2 separate regions of the Homo sapiens genome follow, and region 1 is linked to region 2. Evidence: chromatin contacts called from ENCODE Hi-C or POLR2A ChIA-PET data. All regions are on one chromosome and are shown on one strand. Each heading gives the region's core, a stretch centred on a gene start or an enhancer-like site at or near the end of the contact. The rest is flanking DNA. Distances are from core to core; before and after follow the strand shown. Region 1 overlaps SYNJ2 (synaptojanin 2). Region 2 has its middle 67 kb from the start of SNX9.

Evidence for each region. A loop is a pair of places that touch in the nucleus more often than their neighbours do. ChIA-PET counts read pairs that join two places held with the same protein, here RNA polymerase II (POLR2A). Pooled maps may share reads with other maps.
Region 1: a loop to region 2 is called in a map of naive thymus-derived CD4-positive, alpha-beta T cell, with 6 times the contacts of the local background. The contact joins two enhancer-like sites. A Hi-C loop is called at or near these places in 10 of 168 maps with a recorded cell type or tissue (B cell, CD14-positive monocyte, CD4-positive, alpha-beta T cell and 5 more), 16 of 37 single-sample maps with no recorded cell type and 16 of 50 pooled maps. POLR2A ChIA-PET finds 5 or more read pairs at or near these places in 5 of 52 experiments (CD4-positive, alpha-beta memory T cell, activated B cell, activated CD4-positive, alpha-beta T cell and 1 more).

The regions. Positions count from the first base shown.
Region 1 is chr6:158,024,799-158,027,835 of GRCh38, forward strand. All of the region lies in intron 2 of SYNJ2 (synaptojanin 2), which reads left to right. Among named protein-coding and RNA genes, the nearest start is that of SYNJ2-IT1, 25 kb to the left of the region's middle. RefSeq lists enhancers at 1,271-1,958, 1,959-2,646, 2,164-2,233. Within about 2 kb of position 1,398, at least 36 of the 41 ENCODE cell types and tissues checked have a DNase peak (open chromatin) inside an H3K27ac peak, as active enhancers do.
Region 2 is chr6:157,755,214-157,758,208 of GRCh38, forward strand. No RefSeq gene overlaps it. Among named protein-coding and RNA genes, the nearest start is that of SNX9, 67 kb to the right of the region's middle. RefSeq lists a silencer at 104-398. Within about 2 kb of position 1,603, at least 10 of the 41 ENCODE cell types and tissues checked have a DNase peak (open chromatin) inside an H3K27ac peak, as active enhancers do.

The DNA.
Region 1 (3,037 bases), core at 148-2,647, 270 kb after region 2:
AAGAAAGAGCATGCTCCTGCAATCCTGTAAATAATAGATGGCAATGAGTATCACGTTACTGTGTAGATTCCATGGGATACTGACAAGAGGCTCCCAGAGTTTTAGTTTTACGTGTCAATATTTAGAATACACTGCACAATATATTATTTACAGGCATTTCAACTACCGATGAAAACCTTCAATGGCAGTTTTAAAATGGGCAGGGAACGCTGTCTGAGTCCAGTGTGTTGCTGTGACAAAGTTCCGTAGTAGACGGGGTGGCTTATCAGCAACAGACATTTATTTCGCGCAGTTCTGGAGGCTGGAAGTCCGAGACCAGCGGCCCGCAGATTGGCCGGCTGTGAGGACCTGCTTCTTGCTCCATAGATGCTGCCTTTTCTCTGCATCTGACATGGTGGGAGAGGTGCAGGAGATCTCTGGGCACAAACCCCATTCATGAGGGCTCCACTGCCATAACCCAGTCACCTCCCAAATACCCCCACCACCTCAAACCATCACCTTGGGTGTTCGTACTTCAGCATATTAACTTGGGGGTGCACACATTCAGTCAATAGCAGGTACACTGGTTGACCACACTCTTTTAAAGGGTACAGCAGGCCAGGTGCAGTGGTTCACACCTGTAATCCCAGCACTTTGGGAGGCTGAGGCAGGTGAATCACCTGAGGTCAGGAGTTCGAGACCAGCCTGGCCAACATGGTAACACCCCATCTCTACCAAAAATACAAAAAATTAGCCGGTATAATCCCAGCAACTCGGGAGGCTGAGGCAAGAGAATTACTTGAACCCAGGAGGCGGAGGTAGCAGTGAGCTGAGATTGCACCACTCCACTCCAGCCTGGGCAACAAGAGTGAAACTCCATCTCAAAAAAAAATAGCCGGGCGTGGTGGCTCACGCCTGTAATCCCAGCACTTTGGGAGGCCGAAGCAGGCAGATCACCTGAGGTCGGGAGTTTGAGACCAGCCTGACCTACATGGAGAAATCCCATCTCTACTAAAAATATAAAATTAGCTGGGCGTGGTGACGCATGCTTGTAATCTCAGTTACTCCAGAGGGTGAGGCAGGAGAATCACTAGAACCTGGGAGGCAGAGGTTGCGGTGAGCCGAGATCACACCATTGCACTCCAGCTTGGGCAACAAGAGTAAAACTCTGTCTCAAAAAATAAATAAATAAATAATACATGCATACATACATACATACGTACATACATACATACATACAGGGTACAGCAAACTAATCCGATTGGAAACTGCCGGACTTTGGGGCTAGATGGAGCATGGGCTTAAAGTGAAACCTACATTTTGGCTCCAACACAGACTAGCTGTGTGCTTGGGCGGGTGATTCAGCTTCCCTGGGGGACAGTCATGCGTGTGTGAAATGGCAGTGGTAGCCCTGAGACAGCAGCATGGGTAAGCAGGCTGGCGACGTCATCTGCAAGGAGGTGTAATTAGGAGCACCAGCTCTGGGGCCAGACTTGGCTTGAGAAACTTGCCCAGGCACTGTAGCTAGAAAGTGGATTTGGATCCCAGCTCCCCGCTCTGTCACCTTGGGCAGGCTGCTTAACCTCTCTGTGCGTCTGTTTCCCTCCCTGTGAGATGGGGCTGGTAAGGGCGCCCCTTGCGGTGGGCGGGAGGATGGAGTCCGCGCCTGTACAGCTCCCCTGCCTCCACTGCGCTCACCAGATACCGGCTCTCCTCACTCCCCTGTACCACTCCCGACCCCCTCCTCCCTGGACCCAGGAGCCCCAGTGCTCTGTGGCAATGTTAAGAGCCTCTCCTGGCTGCTACAGTGCTCCTCTCCCCAGCCTCCCCCAGGCCGTGGTCCTGCCCAGGAAATGCACCTGGGACTGTTGCCAGGCACTCAGGCCCCCCACACGGAGGCTGTTGAGGAAGTGGTGCTAGAAATCAGCTCATGACTCTCACGGAGTGATGTCATGCAAAATTTTCCATAGCTCTGGCAGCCACAGGGGCCATCCTCCTGCCTCTCCGAGGGCACTTCTGCTGAACTGTGCTTTTCCCTGCACTGTGTCAGAAGAGGCAGGTGGGTGCCGGGAGCGCTCTGTGGCCAAGGCTCTGATCACAAGCTGCCAACCCCGGAACCCCACCTATCCTACTTGAGAAGCTGAACTCTGACCCCTGTCCCTGTCCCCAGTGTGATAACTTCCTTTGTTCTTAGGTGGTTTTGAGGTGGTTTCCTGAGGATGTGTCTGGGGAGATGTGATGGGATCAACCCCCTGCCCTGCTGGCAGCCCCACCCCATGGCATAGCAGCAGGCCCCTGGGAGCCCTGAGCGCTCATTAAAGGAACGCACTTTAATGACAGCCACACGCCACCCTGCCACAAGCAGCGCTCTTCTCCCTATGAAGTGTGGTGAGGAAATTGGGGTGAGAGGGTGGTGGAACTGGTTGTTTTGGGGGTCTCTTCCTGGAGTGTGGAGAGATCAGAACCATCTCCAGACCATGGCTGTAGACAGCGGCCCTTGATCATTCACAGAAGATCTCGCTGGGCGGATCCTTCAGACCTCAGCGGGGTGGGAAGAGTGTCCTTGGGACTAGAGCCCTGCCAGACCCCAAAGGCCGGTTTCTACCCGATGATCTCTTGGGCCCCGTCCCGAGAGTGAGGCACGGCGCCACCAGGCACCCCCGATACGCAGCGTGTTGTGAAGTGCCCTTGTGAGCAGCGGGGGATAGGGAACAGAAAACCAGCTGTCAGCGACAGCGAGGTGGTGCCCCAGAGAGGGCTGCCTCATTCGCCTGGCTGCAGGGTCCGAGGTCGTCTTGGTAGCATTTGGCAGGAATTTATTTAGGAAGCATTCAGCAAACCGAGTGTGTGTGGTGCTGGGAGATGACGACGAAATGGCCCTGCCCCCAAGGAAGCCCCTCCCCTGGGGGCACAGGTGGGGAGGGAGGTCATGAGCTTTGTGTGTGTGACAACTGCTGATGGGAATGCTATTGGCACGTACGAGGGGTGCCTGTCCGTGTCTTGGGAGAGCAAGGAAGGCTTCCCGGAGGAGTTGCTGCCAAGTTGGCCCAGAAGGATG
Region 2 (2,995 bases), core at 353-2,852:
CCTTAACAGTCTGGGAATGCAGCCCAGTAGGTCTCCGCCTCATTTTACCCAGCTCTGTATTCAAGATGGAGTTGCTCTGGTTCGCATGCCTCTGACACCGGGAGAAATTCTCCCTCTCAGCCATCTCTTTCCTAGTGGCCTCTCTCAGCATCATATGTTAGTCACTCCTCCCTTCCTGGTAGGGAAGAGAATGCCTCCGGGTTAGAAAAACACCAGCTGAGAGTTTATAGACATTTCTCTTTGAACATGTGGAACAACAAAGACTACTGATAGACTGTTGGGCATAATTTTAGAATTTGCCTTATTTTGTCAAAGATTAAAGAAAGAAAAGGCCACTTTCCCACTATTCGATTTAACTCAGTCGGATTATACGGTGACAATGTCACTCACTGATTTAAGCTTGAATGTGAGAGATTTAAAAGCAATGGCTTGAAAGGAGTTGTTTTGCATCTTAAAAGAAACCACGACTTCAGAGTGATTTTGATTTTCCATTCCTACAAAGGAAGAAACGAAGCTAAATGCTTTTAATCCTAAAAGTGCCCTTTCAGAATTTCTGGGATCACGGTTGCAAGGCAGAAGTGGAGAACTACCCATTGGATGCCTCTCCAGGAGTCACATCTGTCTCCTCAGACTTTGATCTTCTCAGACATTGCTGGAGAGGCAGGGACAGAAAGTTCAGATGCTACGGAAAGACAGTGTGGGTCAGACCACACAGTGTTCCTTTGAAACTCCTGGCTTACTGGCTTTCCCCCACCCACCCATCAAGTGTGTCCTTTGAGGTGAGACATAACATCAGCTGACTAACAAGATGTTTGCCAGTAATCACATCTGATGACAGTAAATGTCAGTCTCCCAACACAATTTCTATTTTATTTCATTAATACCATCCTCAGTGGTTTGCTTGAAAGGGTTAAATTAGCTAGGCATGGTGGCTCATGCCTGTAATCCCTACACTTTGGGAGGCTGAGGTAAGCAGATCACTTGAGGTCAGGAGTTCAAGACCAGCCTGGGCAACATGGTGAAACCCTGTCTCTACAAAAAATACAAAAATTGGCTGGGCGTGGTGGCAAGTGCCTGTAGACCCAAGTACTTGGGGGGCTGAGGCAGGAGGATTGCTTGAACCCAGGAGGTGGAGGTTGCAGTGAGCTGTGATTGTTCCTCTGCACTCTGCACTCTAGCTGGGCAACAGAGTGAGACTCTGTCTAAAAAAAAAAAAAGAGTTAAATTGGAAAATGTATGTCTTGGTGCTCTGTAAATTGCGAAGCTCTACATAAGTATGATTCCCTGTCTTTATAAATTTGCAATCTGGTGTGCCATGTCTGGGGACAATAACTCCTTCATTGCTCCAGGCACAGAGTTCTGGATTGAGGTCCTGGCTTCTGCTTCTCCAAGATTATCCAAATTTCTTGCTCCTTGAAGGTGGACTTTGAGGACCAGCATCACTTGTGTACCCCATAGCTTCTAATGCAGCAAGCAGGGAATAGACACTCCAGCAAGCAAGTGAATAAGCAAAGAAAACCAGGCCCCCGAGACGCAGGCGGATCCCCAGGCGGATCCCCAGAGGCAACAGAGTCAAATATGCGGGAAAGAATCTGATTCCGGCCAGCAGAGGGCAGGAGCGAGAGGAAACTGGGCATCTCAGCAACAAAGCAGGCTGTGCCAACCTGCGGCCGAGGGCCAGATCGCAAGCCCCGGTGCAGAGAGGACGCCGGGAGAATCCAGCTAATTCTGACAGCCTTTCCCTTGGACTTTAGCTGTAATGTGTGTGTGTTCCATTATCTCACACATCACTGCACTGAATTCCACTTCAACTTCCACCCCCTCCCCCCACCAGGAGCTGGCAGTTAAGATATTTACCAAGATGGTGCTGCCTCTCTAGTAAAACTCAGGAGGATTAAAATAATAATAAACAAACCGAGAGAGGGAGTCCAGAAAAGTGGACTAGGAAGCACAACACAGAAGCAGCTTCAGCACTGGAAAATATTCAGTCGTAAGAATCACCATGCATTCCCTCAGTGCTTGGCAGCCACTTTCTCACTTGAGCCCCATACTCTTTGTATGAGGTATGGGGTGGCTACTTGTGGAGTGCTGTGTCTAAGTCACCCTGCATGGGAGAGGCAGCACCAGGATTCTAACTCAGGATCCTGGGGCCTTATCCACGGCACTCTGTTACCGGGGACACGCTCATTCACTCAACAAACCTTCACGGACTGCCCATCAGTTCTTGTGCCAGGTATACAGAAGGGAAGGACACGGTCCTGTCCTCCAAGAGCTCATCCTCCAAAAGAGCATGGATACTAATAAACAGTCACAGTTTGGTATGACATGGCCATGACAGAGAAGAGTCACCCAACGCAAACTGGGAGGGCCAGTGAACATTTCCAGGAGGAAGTGACAGAAGTTGCCCTGCTGATGACCTCAGTGGCACCATTCATTTTATCACTATGTACCAGAAAATTGTCATAATCTACAGTGACCTCAGATGTGCACAGGGCACCCTCCACCTCTTTGCAATGCCCCTTGCACAGCCATACTGGGAAGCTTGCAGCTGAACCAAGCTTTGAAGGATGACTAGGAGCAGGCAATCAAAGAAAGGAATAGGGGCTAGGGCTGGCGTCGGGTGGAGGGATTCTGGGTGAAGGGGTTGGCACCAGCATAGGGGGTAGGCCTGAGAAATGTCCCCACAGCTGGAGCGTAGGTCTCAGGAGGAATGGTAACAAGAAGACTAAGAAGCAGATGGGGAGGCCAGGAGTTTGAGGAGCTTGGGCAACATAGCAGGACCTCGTCTCCACAAAAAGAAATTAAAAATTAGCCGGCCATGGTGGTGCATGCCTGTAGTCCCACTTACTCAGGAGGCTGAGGCAGGAGGATCACTTGAGCCCAGGAGTTCAAAGTTACAGTGAGGTGTGATCTCACTGCTGCACTCCAGCCTCCAAGGTCTTCAGAGCAAGACCCTATCAAAAAAGAAAAGAAAAGAAAGAAGAAAGGAAGGAAG